2 separate regions of the Homo sapiens genome follow, and region 1 is linked to region 2. The links are chromatin contacts, found by Hi-C in ENCODE. All regions are on one chromosome and are shown on one strand. Each heading gives the region's core, a stretch centred on a gene start or an enhancer-like site at or near the end of the contact. The rest is flanking DNA. Distances are from core to core; before and after follow the strand shown.

What was found. A loop is a pair of places that touch in the nucleus more often than their neighbours do. Pooled maps may share reads with other maps.
Region 1: a loop to region 2 is called in a pooled map, with 4 times the contacts of the local background. The contact joins the promoter of MICALL2 here to the promoter of CHLSN-AS1 in region 2. A Hi-C loop is called at or near these places in 1 of 168 maps with a recorded cell type or tissue (Right ventricle myocardium inferior), 1 of 37 single-sample maps with no recorded cell type and 3 of 50 pooled maps.

The regions. Positions count from the first base shown.
Region 1 is chr7:1,455,097-1,462,546 of GRCh38, forward strand. It overlaps MICALL2 (MICAL like 2), which reads right to left and starts at 4,374. Exons shown (of 17, transcript NM_182924.4): 1 at 4,088-4,374. The coding sequence starts at 4,230. MICALL2-DT (MICALL2 divergent transcript) reads left to right here and starts at 4,823. Exons shown (of 2, transcript XR_001745046.2): 1 at 4,823-5,171. RefSeq lists enhancers at 2,328-3,050, 3,051-3,773, 5,197-5,748, 5,749-6,300, 5,837-6,131 and a silencer at 4,147-4,866.
Region 2 is chr7:1,062,740-1,070,017 of GRCh38, forward strand. It overlaps CHLSN-AS1 (CHLSN antisense RNA 1), which reads left to right and starts at 2,992. Exons shown (of 3, transcript NR_187853.1): 1 at 2,992-3,345. All of the region lies in intron 2 of CHLSN (cholesin), which reads right to left. RefSeq lists a silencer at 1,614-1,908 and enhancers at 2,965-3,134, 7,060-7,278.

The DNA of each region.
Region 1 (7,450 bases), core at 3,124-5,623, 390 kb after region 2:
CTTCCTGCGCCACGCACAACGCCTGCCCTCCCTCCAGCCCTGCTCCCTCCCAGCCCAGACACGCTGTGCCCCCTGCCCCATCTGCCCGAGGGCTGTGCCTGGAGACCTGCTTGGGCCCAGGAATGAAAGGAGCCAGCCCATGGCAGAGCTGCTCCAGCCCCGACAGGCTGACTGGCTGAGGGAGGTGAGGCGGGAGGTGGGGCTGTTTGTTCTGGGTGGTTTCTGAGCTCACCTGGCTGCCCAGCTGCCCTGTGACACCAGTATGGAAACAGCGCCCGGGGGCAGGCGCCCTGAGGCCTGGCTGCAGAGAACCCACAGCCGCAGGTGAGACAGGGCAGGCGGGCACAGGCAGGCTGACCAGGCAGGGGACCCGCCCACCCTGCCACCTCCTGGTGGGCGTGGCTGGGCGATCCTGTTTCCTGGCCGTAAAGCGGAGATTCACGGACACCTCTCTGTACCTGTGGGGCTCCCCAGTGTGGTCACACGTGGCTCAAGGAGCCGGAACATGGTACACAGGAATGTCCGGATCCCCGCCCCCTCCACCCGGGGTCGGTGGGGCAGAGGCAGAACCAGGAGCCCGGGTGCCCCACCTGGCTGGCCTGGCGCCCGAGCTGGTTCCTTCACAGCTGCTCTCCCTGAGGGCCAAGCGGAAGTGCTCTCTGCGTGCAGCAGGAAGGACTAAGGCCAGACAAAGGGAAGGACTTCCTGGTGGCAGAGCTACAGACAGGGAGACAGGACGTCCACCCTTCTGCTGTCAAGGGGTCTTCACTGGAAGGAGAGGGGAATGAGGTGGCAAGGGCGGGGCCTCACACAGAGTCTGACCTCAGAGCTGCCCTGAGAGGACAACCGGTCTGTGCCTGTCCCTCACACGCGTTTCCTCCCTTCCTGAAGACTACTGGGGACAGGAGGGACAGCCAAGGGCTGCATGAGGAGACCTCCACCCCAGCCACCACCTCATCCAGAGGTACGGCAGGGAGCAGAGGCTGAGGGCACGGGATGGGGGTGATGAAGGCACAGAGGCAGGCACGTCCAAAGAGCCAGGGGCCAGGCGCGGCGGCTCACATCTGTAATCCCAGCGCTTCGGGAGGCTGAGGCAGGAGGATTACTTGAGGCCAGGAGTTCAAGACCAGCCTGGGCAATATAGCCAGAACCCATCTCAATTTAAAAAAGAAACAATATGCTGAGTGAAAGTAGCCAGACACAGGCCAGACGCAGTGGCTCGCGCCCATAACCCCAGAACTTTGGGAGGCTGAAGAGGGCAGATGGATCACTTGAGGTCAGGAGTTACACACCAGCCTGGCCAACATGGCAAAACCCCGTCTCTAGAAAAAATATGAAAATCGGCTGGGTGTGGGGGTGCACCCCTTTAACCCCAGCTACTTGGGAGGCTGAGGCAGGAGGATCACTTGAACCTGGGAGGCGGAGGTTGCAGTGAGCTGAGATCGCACCACTGCACTCCAGCCTGGGCGACAGAGCTAGACTCTGTCTCAAATAAATAAATAAATAAATAAATAGATAAAATTAAATTAAAAATAAGAAAATTAGCCAGGCATGGTCCCAGCTACTCGGGAGGTTGAGGTGGGAGGATTGCTTGAGTCCAGGTGTTCAAGAATGCAGTGAGCTAAGACGGTGCCACTGCACTCCAGCCTGGGCGACAGAGCGAGACTCCAACTCTGGAATAAAAGCAAAGGGCCCAGGCACCCATACAAGCGCATGTCCCCACACCCTGGTGCACACCCGACCCCCATGACACTCCGGGTTTTCCATCAGCCAGGGTCTACAGAGGCCCCCACGCCCCAACACCCATGGAAGCCTGTACTAGCTTCTTCCTACTGCCGTAACAAATTGCCACAAACTCTGGGGCTTAAAACACCAGGAATTTGTTTTCTCACGGCTCTGGAGGCCGGACTCCGACATCAAGGTGTGGGCTGGGCCTTGCTGCCTAAGGAGGTTCTCGGGGAGGGTCCTTCCTGCCTCTTCCAGCCCAGGACACCCTTGGCTTGTGGCTGCACCTCTCTGATCTCTGCCTCCAAGGGCACATGGCCTTCTCCTCTGTCCTTCTGCACGTGGGCACCTACTAAGCTCCTACCATATCTACTGAACCCCAACTGAAAGGCCCTTATCTGCAGAACTCCAACCATGTGCTGGTATCTACCGAGCCCAGTTCCAGGCACCAGGGGTGCAGCAGTGAACAAAACAGAGCCCCCACCCTCTGGAGCTGACAGTCCAGTGGGGACAGAACCAAGTCAGCCACAGCTTGGGTAACTCCACACCCACCGGAGCTGGGGGCAGAGGGCCTCCTCTCTCTCCCGCCTCCTTCCTGTTCTGGCCTCTGCACTCTCTGGAGCCACCCTGGGCTTTTATTCATTTACCTGTTCCCTGTCTGTCTCTGTGACCGGAACATTGCTCCCTGCATCTGGAGGCTGAGGGGAACTGGCACAGGACTCAGTGCTGGGTACACAGCAGGTACTCAATAACTGTCAGTGCACTGAGGAGATACACAGCGACCACCGTGCCAGTGCATGCACATGCACCTGTGCTCACCCTGGGCACTGCCCACAGGCACGTCTGAGCCGGCAGGGAGTACAGAGAAGCTCCCCAGGACCAGAGGGCCCCAAATCTCCGGCGACACCAGTGATCCATGAAGCTGGTGGCCAGCAGCCGGTGGCAACGCCTCTCCCCACCCCAGAGGCTTTTCGGGCTGGCCCCAGCTTGGATGCCTGGGCTCAGCCACCAGCCAGCCTCATCCAGGACCCTGCAGCCCCGGGGGTGGGGTCTCGCCTGCCTTCCTCCCCATTCCGGGTCCTTCTCCCAGTCTCCAGGTCCCTGGCCCTCTCCTTCAAAGCTCAGCGTCAGGCTTTCCATGTGGAAGCACGCACCTTGTGCCCAGCATCTTCTGCCTGCAAGGGCAACAGAGGCACGTTCCTGGCGAGGGAGAGCGGCTGCTGCCCAAACGCCAAATGGAAGCCCCTGGTGGCTCCACGAATGCATGTCACAACCTCAGAGCAGGGGCCGAGGCTGTTGCTCAAGACCCCAGCTTCCTGCAGAGAGTGGGACTGGCAGGACAGTGTCCAGGGGCACAGGGGAGGAGCCCCGGATCTGCGCAACGGGCTGGGGCTGTGTGACCTGAGCAAGGACCCCTCCTCTTAGCCTCGGTTCTCTGGTCTGCACAGCTGCGGCCTGACAGAGGCCCCAGGTGCTGCCTGTGGCTCCTCCCAACCCCGAGACCTTCCCACCAAAAACACACTCAGGAGAACGCTTTGCCCAGAAGGTGCCTGGGCTGCAGGTGGCCGTTGAGGGCCCCCCTTCCTGAGCGTCTGGCCCCCAGCCCCGACACACAGATCTCTGTCCCAGCAAGCCTGGTCCCAGTCATTTAGCCAAAGAGCGTTTGCTGAGTGAATAAACAATGGAGCAGGTCCAGGCTCGGGCCAAGATTCAGCAACGGGCAGGGCCAGCTGCCCAGCTACACACGCCAAGACCCTCCTGGGGAGAGACAGCCTAGTCCTCAACCCCTGCCACCTCCTGCTGCTCCCAGAGATGGGGGCTGTTCTCCATCTCGGGCCCTATCACCCGGGGCCTCAGAGGCCCGGCTGGCAGCAGCACCTGGGGTCTGGGGGCTTCCTGCCCTGCACTGGCCGCTCCCCCACAGTGGCCCTGGCCACATCCCCCCAGGGGCCTGAACAGGCTGGGGGAGGGTCAGTGCCCATACGAGGGCTATCCAGGGACCCCATCTGGTGGCCAGGCCCCTGGGCAGTGAGAGCCTCGGAGGGCCCAAAGAGGCAGCTCTGCTGGCCTTTCCCAGGGACACAGAGGGGGACTGGACTGAAGCCAGGGCCCAGGAGCCGCCCTGAGTCACGTCTGACTCAGCCGGCGGGCGGGGGATGCCATGGCTCTGGCCCAGCTGCATTCGGTGTCCGGGCACACTGAGGCCACTGAGGACAGCCTCGGGGGGCTGCACGGTGGGCTGTGCCTGCCCAGTCCCACGCCTCGGCTCCCCATCCCCCAGCCGCCCGGGCCTCAGTTTCCCCGCCCGTGTCAGCGCGCAGCCGAACAGCAGAAGAATCAAAGGGCGCCAGGCAGGACTTACATGAGGTCGGGCCGGTGGCGGTGCAGGATGGCGCAGAAAGCCAGGCCGTCGCGGAACGACGTGGTCATGTTGCAGATATTCACGTCGCGGTAGCCCTCGCACTGCTGCCGGCACCACTGTTGCAGCGCCCTGATGGCCGCCATGTGGGCGGCGCGCCCGCCGCGCGGCGGAACCGCCCTCCGACACCTTCCCGCGGCTGTGCCGCGACCGCCCGGCCGGCGGGACAGACGCTGGGACCGCTACGGAACCGCCAGACCCACGGCGCCCAGCCCCAGCTGAGCCGGACTGAGGGCGACGAGTGCCGGGTCCCTAAGAGAAGCCGAGCCCGGCCCCGCCCCCGCCGGCCCCGCCTCCTTGTAGGCCCCGCCCCCAGCCGCCAAGTCCTGCCTCCGGATAGGCCCCGTCCTCACACCTCCCAGCCCCGGCATAGGCTCCCGCCCAGGCAGGCCCCACCTCCCGACAGGCCCCGCCCCCAGCCGCCGGGTCCTGCCTCCTGATAGGCCCCGTTCCCACGCCTCCTGGCCCCGGCACAGGCTCCCGCTCCAGGCAGGCCCCGACTCCGGACAGGCCCCGCCCCCAGCCTCCAGGTTTTGCCTCCCGAGAGGCCCCGCCCCACGCCGCCCGGCCCCAGTACGGGCTCGCGCCCTAGGCACGTCCCGCCTCCTGGTAAGTCCCGCCCCCACGCTGTCAGGTCCCGCCCGACAGGCCCCGCCCCACGCCGCCTGGCCCCTCCCCAGGCCCCGCCCCGCCGCTGAGGGCCGAGACCCCCAACCGGTGAAGGGGCGCGGTCTGCTTGGGGGTCCTGCCATTCTGGACCCCTGCGGAGACCTGGAATTTTCTTTTTCGCCGCCCCACCTCCCACCACCATCTCACCCCACCGCCATGGAGAAGAGGCAGGAAAGGCCGTTGACAAACGGGGACACTGAGGCTCGAACACCCTGCCCTGTCTAGGGCCTCAGCCCTCGGCAGCCCGGCCTCCCGGGGAGCAGGAGGCGCCTTGTGTTTCAGGGTTTCAAAGGACGTCCGCATCTGGTTTCTCTTTCCAGGCCGCTACATGCCAGCGGGGGTTCCAGGCAAGGCAGAGGTGAGGCCTGGGCATTGCCAGAGGAGAAACTGAGGCCAGGAAGGGGGCCGTGGAGCCGGAGTTGCACAGCTGGCCTGTGCTTTTCTTCTGGGGGCCTGTGGGCAGGATCTGTTCCTGGGGCAGGAGATTCCTCAGGCTGACTTGCAGGGTAGTTCCAATTTTCCACTTTGAGCTGTGACAGAAGAAATAAGGAAAGTCCCTCTGCTGGGGCCCTAAATTATCCCAGACTGGCCCCTGGCCCCGTTATCCTTGGGGAACCTTGTCTGTGGCCACGGGGGCTGGACGAGGGCGGAATCACTGACACCAGCCATGTGAGGGGGGCCTACCCTCCTGGCTGTGGGGCCAGGGCTTGTCTGGGCAGGGCCTGCAGGAAGGAAGGTGTTTTCCCGCAGTAGCCCCTGGCAGGGAGTCAGGGCAGCTTCTCTGTGCCCCTTGGGAGGAGGAGAAACTGAGGTCTTCCAACCCCAGCCAATGGTGCTGTTCCAGATCTTTTCTGAGGCTGGTCCCTGGTGAGACACCGTAGTGTTCATGGCCAGCTGCCTAAGTGTCAGTGAGGCCTGTGTGTAGGTGGTGAGCTCCCCGTCACCAGGGGCATGCAAGCAGCTGCTAGGCAGGGAGCCCTTGTGGCCTGGGAATGTGGCTGGCCCTAACCGCTGCTCCGCCACAGTCCCTGACCTGCGGATGTCAGGGGATATCGTGCCAGCACAGCCGGAGCCGGTCCTGGCACCGGGTTTTCTTGACTCCCAGGGCAACGGTTAGGAGAACCGGAAGAGCTGGAAAAGAAGGGAGAGATCAAGAAGCAGAAGCAGCGGGGCAGTGGGCGGGGGGAATTAGTGGGGGATGGGGGACACAGGGGTGGACAGGCGTTAGGGCCCAGCTCCCTTAAAAGGAGTGGTGTGGGAGGTGGCCTGGGTTTCACTTTTATCGTGAACTTTTACCACTGCACACTTAAAAAGCCATCTCACTGGTCACCCCGTGGCCCATCCTGCGCGGCCCCCCTCTGGCACCAGTGAGCTGGGAGGCAGCATTTGTGACGTTTGCCCACCAGCACCTCACACACCATGTCCCTCCAGGGTCCCCGAAGCCAGGAGCCAGGACACCCCCAAACAAATGGTCCTTTCTCCCCACTGCCCACGGCTGCCACCCTCCCATCCAGACGACCTGTCCCCCCGCCTCTGCCCACAGGGCTGCCTCCTGCCCCTCCAGCCACCACAGTCCACCCTCCCCAGCAGCCCGAGGGATCTTTCTAGAAGGCCTGACCAAGCCCTTCCCCTGCCGGGAGCCTCCCAGGCTGTCCTTCGAATAAAGTCCAGGTTGCTTATCAGACTTTCCGCAGGCTTATCACGCTGCATCTCCCCGGCCGCACCCTGCCACGCTGACCCCAGAGCTTTGCGCCCGCACCGGCCCCCAGCACCCGCCCCTCCTCCTCATCCTCCAAGACCCCCACCCTGAAGCCCCTTGGAGCCACCGAAGGCTCCCAGGGTCCCCATCTGTGCTCCCCAGGGCTGCCATGTGGACTCTGCACACGCCTCCCCCGTCCAACACAGAGCCTCCACCCGGGGAACCCGCTGCCTTCTGGCCTCACTGGGAAACTGCCTTCTCTCGGGCTCAGTTTCCTCATCTGCAAAGTGACATCATGGTCCCCTTCCACCAAGGGCTACCCCACGGCCAGGCACGCAGTAAATGCAGCATGATGTACCCACCCAGGCACGCAATAAATGCAGCATGATGTACCCAGGGGTGGGGAACAGGTAAGAGCGGTGTGAGCTCAACAGGCCCCAGGATGGGGACTCAGATGGGGGCCCAGACTTCAGGCCCTTTAGAAATGATGATGACCTCAGCCTGGGACTAACAGAGAGAGAGAAAAAGGGGAGAAAGAGACAGAGAGAGAAAGAGAGGGGAGAAAGAAAGAGGAGAAGAGAGGGAGACAGAAGATAGAGCAAGAACCTCCCTAGGAAGGACCACGAGAACTGAGACCTGGAGGCTAAGCTAAGTAGGAATCACTTTGTTGGAGAGGAAGGGGAAAGGGCAAAGGGAACAGGAGTTGTAAAGGCCCTGCGGCAGGAAGGAAGACTCGAAGATAGGCTGGTGTCGCTGGTGCAGGGGACTGGGAGGAGGTGCAGGGGCTGCGGGAGGAAGGGGTGCAGGCAGCAGGGCCCGGCTAGGCCCCTACTCCAACTTCTCCCACCAATTTCCATGCCTACATTGTCATTTGATACTTACAGCCACCCTTTAAAAGTGGCTCTGGGCCAGGGGTGGTGGCTCATGCCTGTAATTCC
Region 2 (7,278 bases), core at 1,742-4,241:
GCCCTGCTGCACAGGGCAGCCTGGCAAGAGCTGTATGGCGGTGCGCACGGTCCGCACTCCGTCAGGTTGGGAAGTGAAGGAAGAGCAGAGAATCTAGGCAGGAAGCATAACGTGAACATGCCCATTTCACATGTACCCCTACTCCTACCCCTAACCCCTAACTCTAACCAACTTAAACCTCACCTAAACACCCTATTCCTAACCCCCTAACCACCCTAACCCTAACCCTCAACACCCTCATCTGAACCCTAACCCTTACAGAATCGCTCTGGGCCTGCCTGGCTTTGCCAAGCCTGAGCGTGTGAGTGCATCTGACCTGCCCCCTCCGTTCTCTCTGGGCTCCTCCATCCTGTGTCTTCTGGCATCGCTCACAGACCCACGCCCCATCCTGCTCAGCCACCTTGACTCGCTGGGGGACCACAAGATGAACACAGCTCTGACACTGCCAGCTGACCCCGGCCACATCTGGGGCTTCCACGCGACGCTGTCCCCAAACAGCAAATCTTTGGGTACAGATGGGAGGTGTCCTGAGGCTGGGACAAGGACTGGGCAGGGGCTGGCAGCCGGTCTGGCAACATAAGCAAGCCCCTGGCTTTCCCTCTGCTCACTGCCTTGGCTCTCTTCCTCACTCTGTGACTGATCGGGTGCTCCTGAGAAACGGGCTCCCTGTGCTGCTCCTGGGGTGTGCGTCATTTTCCCGTGTCCCGTGTCCTACGGGTTCCAGGCACTACAATTCACTGGTCCACTCTGCTGCTGACAAACATGGGGACTGTTTCCAACTTCAGGCGTTCGTGCACGAAGCGGCGCTGTTCTGCCGTGTCTCCCAGCGCCCACCATGGGCCCCTGCGTGGGGCACTCCTCGGGCAGACACAGCCTCAGCCGCGCACGCTCACCAAGTGTGGTCTCACGTCCTCACCTGCCCTTGGTGCCATGTGTCTCTGGTATTTTGTGCCAAGCCAGGGGAGGATTAAGGCATTTCCCATCTTAATGACGTCTTGGCCTCTCCAAAGAAGCGCCTCTTTAGGGATTCTGCCCACGTTTCTAAGTGATGTAAGGTCCTTCCTGGTTTGATCTGAATGTGGGCCCTTGCCACGGCTCCTTAATCTAACTGTACCCCTGTACCTGTGCTGTTCTCTTTCCACAGAAGGGCGAGCTCTACCACACCACAGAGAAGTCAGAGCTCCGCAAGTCCCCACCTGGAAGATGGAAGACCCCTCAGAAACAGCCTGTTCTTCCCTCTGCAGAGGTGGGGGGCAGGGGGACTAGCCACACTCAAAACTGGCAGCCTCTGAGGGGAGGGAGTCACTTCAACATCTCGAACTTTAGACAGATGTGTGTGCCTCAGGCAGCATACACACACACATACATGCGTGCAAGCATGCACACATATGCAAGCACGCATGCACACACACAAACACACACGTCTGTCTCCTCCCCGGGAACACCGTGACCGGAAGAGGCTTCACACGCGTCGGCTGCAGGGTAGGAGACCCGACACAGCGCCGGGTCCTGATGGGCTGTGACGTGAAGATGGGGAGACCAGGCCCTTAGCAGCCACAGAACAGGCCCCGGAAAGACGCACGATGGCTCCACTCTTGGAAGCAGATGGTGGCTCTGTAGGGAGACAAGGCTTACCTTGCTCCAGGGACTCTGAGGAGACGCTGTGCAGGGAGGCTGCCCCCAGCAGGAGACATGGAAGGTGAGGGCAGAAGGAACAGCGGTGGGGAGCAGGGGCACTGACAGGTTCCAGACCCTGACCCTGAGCTTCCCACAGCGCCTAAACGCAACACCCTGACTCCTGAGAGGAAGGGAGGGAATCCCGAGCTGACCTCACACAGGAGAACCGAAGCTCAAAGCTCAAGTGTCACCCTGAAAGGCACCGGCAGACAAAGGCTGAGTCTCCAGAGCCAGCCCTGCATCCACCCAAACTAGCGTGGTGCAGGGACTCCTCCCTCGGCCGAGTCACCTGGCCCCAGACTGTCGGATGTGGGGCCAGCAGGGACCCTGGGGGACGCCCCATGGACACGAGGGAGACTGAAGCCCAGAGGGTCCCACAGCAGTGAGCAGCCCCTGCTGCCAGGCTCCAGGGCTCCAGAAGCCCCAGCCCACCCCACACTCAGGGCGCACAGAAGGCCCCAGGAGGGAGGGTGGGAAACGCCGGGTCAAGCGAGCAGCATCCGATTCTTTTCTGCAGGACATCTGAGCTGTGCCACACACACTAAGGCTTCTAAAGAGAAAAGACAGCGTTCCCCGCTGTCCAACCCTAATCATCACAGGACGCTTTCTGCAGAGCCCCTTGGGGCACGAAGATTCTTCCCAGCACCAGTCTGAGAAACGATGAGGCCCTGGGCAGGAGGAAACATGGCCCCATCCTGTTCTAGGGGCCACGGCACCCCTTGGGGCCCCTCTCCAGACCCAAGGCTGGACAGGCTGGCTTCCTGCCCAGCTCCAGCCAACTGGCATACACTAAGTGTGCAGCTGAGGTGGTGGGAGGAAGGTAAAACGTACCCCACTTGGCAGCCACTTCCAAAATTAAACATGGTTAACATCTGTCCCCGCTGTCCCAATTCCAGACATTTACCCAAGAAAAATGGGAACGGAAGTCCACACAAGCACCTGTATACAAATGTTCACGGCAGCTTTGCTCATAAGAGCCCAACACTGGAAACAACCCAACTGCACATCAACAGGTGGACAGATAAACAGATGTGGCCTGCGCATCGAAGGAATGCTACTCGTCAGCGAAATGGACCCACCGGGGACAGGCGCGGCAACAGGGTGAACCTCACAAAACATGCAGCTGCGGGGACACAGCTAGATGTGAGCACGTGCAAAGTACTGGAGCCTCTTCAGCAGCTCCAGAGCAGGGAACCCACCTCACCAGCGACACAGCGGCGACGAGGGCCGGGTCTGGGAGGGCGTGGGCCAGGGAGGGGCGACGGAGGCGGTCTCCCTTGCCGGGGTGCTGGTGACACAGCGGCTGCACCTGTCAGAACACGCCAGGGTGGAGACAGGAGATCTGTGTGCTTCCCGAGTACAGATCACGGCTCAGCATCTCATGGGAAAGGGACAGGGCTCTCTTCAGGACACGCAGTAAGATTTCAAGTGCGGGCACTTTTAATACTCCGCGATCCAAAGGCAGCTCCAGGGCCAGCCGCGGTTTCCGGCCTCAAGGGCAGGCTCGGTTCTGGAGCTCCCTCCAGTGGCCGTCGGGGTGCCGTCACTTTCAGGGCCCCACCAGGAGAGCAGGGGCCCCGCCGAGGACCAGAGCGCCTGGACCAGAGGGAGCCCTGCGCGGCCGGCACGGATGCCTCTCAATAGGCGGCATGGGGCCGACACGACTCGGTGAGTTCCCGCCACGGCTTTCGCCGGCAGCCGGCGGCTGGAGGACAAGGAGAATGCGCCGGTTCTGTTCCTGGACAAGCTCCATGGCGCTGCGGGGTCCCGGCCCAGAAAGCCCACCCTCCCCCAGAATTTCCCCAGGCCCACAGAAGGGGACCGGAATGGGAAAAATACCGACAAACGCAGCAACGGTGCGGCCGTAGGTGTCTGCGCATCCGGCGGGGCTCCTACGGGACCCCCACGCCGCCTGGACGCCGCCTAGCAGATTTGGGGCCAGGCTAATTGGGGCCCATCGTGGCCCACAGATGCCAGCTCCGGGCCATGCTGAGGGACAGGGGAGCGGAGGATACTGCCTGTTTCCCGGCGGGGGGCCCTGCTCAACAGCCTTTCCCTTCCCTACAAACTGTCCCAGGATCCCGGGCCATTCCTTCCAGTAAGTTGGGAAGTCCAGGACCAGACCTCAACGTGGAAAAAGCTGGAGGAGAGAAGGGGGGACGAGGGGTTCTACCTGCCCTCTACCTACCTGCCCTCCTACCTGTCTGTCCACGGGATGCCCAGAGGCTCCCAGACCACCAGCCCCAGACCCTTGGTACTGCGTCCCCAGCTGTCTGCCAGGGGCCTGCTGGGGAGGCCGATGCCCATCCCTAAGCCTGAGCCTCCAGCCCGGCACGAGGGAAGGCCCCACATGCCCCAAAGGAGAGGGTTCGGGGCACAATCTTCACAAAGGCTGGAGTGCACCCCAGAGGTGAGGGTTTGGGGCACAGTCTGTTGGCGGAGGCAGGAGTACACCCCAGAGGTGAGGGTTTGGGGCACAGTCTGTTGGCGGAGGCTGGAGTGCACCCAGAGGTGAGGGTTTGGGGCACAGTCTGTTGGCGGAGGCTGGAGTGCACCCAGAGGTGAGGGTTTGGGGCACAGTCTGTTGGCGGAGGCTGGAGTACACCCCAGAGGTGAGGATTTGGGGCAGTCTATTGGCAGAAGCTGGAGTACATCCCAGAGGTGAGGGTTTGGGGCACAGTCTGTTGGCGGAGGCAGGAGTACACCCCAGAGGTGTGGGTTTGGGGCACAGTCTGTTGGTGGAGGCTGGAGTGCACCCAGAGGTGAGGGTTTGGGGCACAATCTTCACACAGGCTGGAGTGCACCCCAGAAGTGAGGGTTTGGGGCACAGTCTGTTGGTGGAGGCTGGAGTACACCCAGAGGTGCGGGTTTGGGGCACAGTCTGTTGGAGGCTGGAATACACCCAGAGGTGAGGGTTTGGGGCACAGTTTTCACACAGGCTGCAGTGCACCCCAGAGGTGAGGGTTTGGGGCACAGTCTTCACACAGGCTGGAGTGCACCCCAGAGGTGAGGGTTTGGGGCACAGTCTGTTGGTGGAGGCTGGAGTACATCCAGAGGTGCGGGTTTGGGGCACAGTCTGTTGGAGGCTGGAATACACCCAGAGGTGAGGGTTTGGGGCACAGTCTTCACACAGGCTGCAGTGCACCCCAGAGGTGAGGGTTTGGGGCACAGTCTTCACACAGGCTGGAGTGCACCCCAGAGGTGAGGGTTTGGGGCACAGTCTGTTGGTGGAGGCTGGAGTACATCCAGAGGTGCGGGTTTGGGGCACAGTCTGTTGGAGGCTGGAATACACCCAGAGGTGAGGGTTTGGGGCACAGTCTTCACACAGGCTGGAGTGCATCCCAGAGGTGAGGGTTTGGGGCACAGTCTTCACACAGGCTGGAGTGCACCCCAGAGGTGAGGGTTTGGGGCACAGTCTTCACACAGGCTGGAGTGCACCCCAGAGGTGAGGGTTTGGGGCACAGTCTTCACACAGGCTGGAGTGCACCCCAGAGGTGAGGGTTTGGGGCACAGTTTTCACACAGGCTGGAGTGCACACCAGGGAGGCTTCCCGCCTCTGGCAGAATCACCGCCATGCTCAGTCACAAACCCAGAGCTGCGTTTGGACGCTGCAGCACACGCTGCGGCCCCAGCAACGGTCCTGCGCACCAGGCTCCTCTCCCAGTAAGGTCCGCTTCTCTGTGGAGCTCAGGGGTCCCTGCAGTGCCCACCTTAGCAGAGGGCAAAGCCTTGAGACACGGATGCTTTGTCCTCAGGTCTCCACTGGCTCCTCAGAACAGGGCCCCTCAGCGCTGCAGTGTGTCACATGTCCCCAGTTTCCCCTCGTGGTGCTCACGCCACACCCCTGGCACGGAGGCTGGAACCCAGGTGTCAGTCCTGGCTCTGACCATGACCTTGGACAAACCACCCCTCAGACCTAGAGCCCTCATGCACATCCCCATGGTCACTGCCACCCGGCAGGGAGCAGGACAGCCCCGGGGGTCTGTGACTGTCCCCGGGACATCAGTCTGAGAAACAGCGCTGAGTTGGACGCTGCCTGGTGTGGACACTCGCCCTCCACAGTCACACAAACTCGGCTTTGCAAAATCAGTTCTCAGTGAAGGAAATAATGTACACAGTGGTCCACTTCCAAGACACAGTGTCTTGCTTGCTTAGGTCAGCAAGCTACAGAAGACCAGGCCCCTGCCTGGGTTGCCGATGCCTGCTTGTCGGCCTCCCCATCCCCAGTCTTCCCCCCAACGCTTAGTTGCCTTCACCTGACCCAAAAACTTTTAGTCTATGACGAAAGTTTTACTCGTCTGCAACATAGCTTGTTTTGTCTGTTCTTATCAGTCTGCCCAGCTACTTAGGTCATAAGTCAAATACCTGAAAAGCCCCTGAGCTGACTAGGATTGCAACGCATTGTGGGCTGCAACAAAATGCAGCAGGACAACCCTAAAAAAACACCTACAGCCCCTGCCCGACAACCAATAGGTGATGTCCGGGAAGACTGTGACCCCAGAGTACTCAGCCTGTGAGGAACCGGGGGAGGGGCCTGCGTACTGGGGGATAAATGGCTTGTTGTGACCGTGCTGGGTGTGCCTGCCCACCAGACACCCGATCTTGCAAGACCGTCATTAAAAGTCTCACGTTTAGGCCGGGCGCGGTGGCTCATGCCTGTAATCCCAGCACTTTGGGAGGCCGAGGCGGGCGGATCACCTGAGGTCTGGAGTTCGAGACCAGCTTTACCACATGGAGAAACCCCGTCTGTACTAAAAATACAAAATTAGCTGGGCGTGGTGGCACATGCCTGTAATCCCAGCTACGAAGAAGGCTGAGGCAGGAGAATCGCTTGAACCTGGGAGGCAGAGGTTGCGGTGAGCCAAGATTGCGCCACTGCACTCCAGCCTGGGCGACAGAGCGAAACTCCGTCTCAAAAAACAATAAATAGCTCTCCCTCTCCCCTCTCCCCTCTCCCCTCTCCCCTCTCCCCACGGTCTCCCTCTCATGCGGAGCCGAAGCTGGACTGTACTGCTGCCATCTCGGCTCACTGCAACCTCCCTGCCTGATTCTCCTGCCTCAGCCTGCCGAGTGCCTGCGATTGCAGGCACGCGCCGCCACGCCTGACTGGTTTTGGTGGAGACCGGGTTTCGCTGTGTTGGCCGGGCCGGTCTCCAGCCCCTAACCGCGAGTGATCCGCCAACCTTGGCCTCCCGAGGTGCCGGGATTGCAGACGGAGTCTCGTTCACTCAGTGCTCAATGGTGCCCAGGCTGGAGTGCAGTGGCGTGATCTCGGCTCACTACAACCTACACCTCCCAGCCGCCTGCCTTGGCCTCCCAAAGTGCCGAGATTGCAGCCTCTGCCCGGCCGCCACCCCGTCTGGGAAGTGAGGAGTGTCTCTGCCTGGCCGCCCATCGTCTGGGATGTGAGGAGCCCCTCTGCCTGGCTGCCCAGTCTGGAAAGTGAGGAGCGTCTCCACCCGGCCGCCATCCCATCTAGGAAGTGAGGAGCGCCTCTTCCCAGCCGCCATCACATCTAGGAAGTGAGGAGCGTCTCTGCCCGGCTGCCCATCGTCTGAGATGTGGGGAGCGCCTCTGCCCCGCCGCCCCATCTGGGATGTG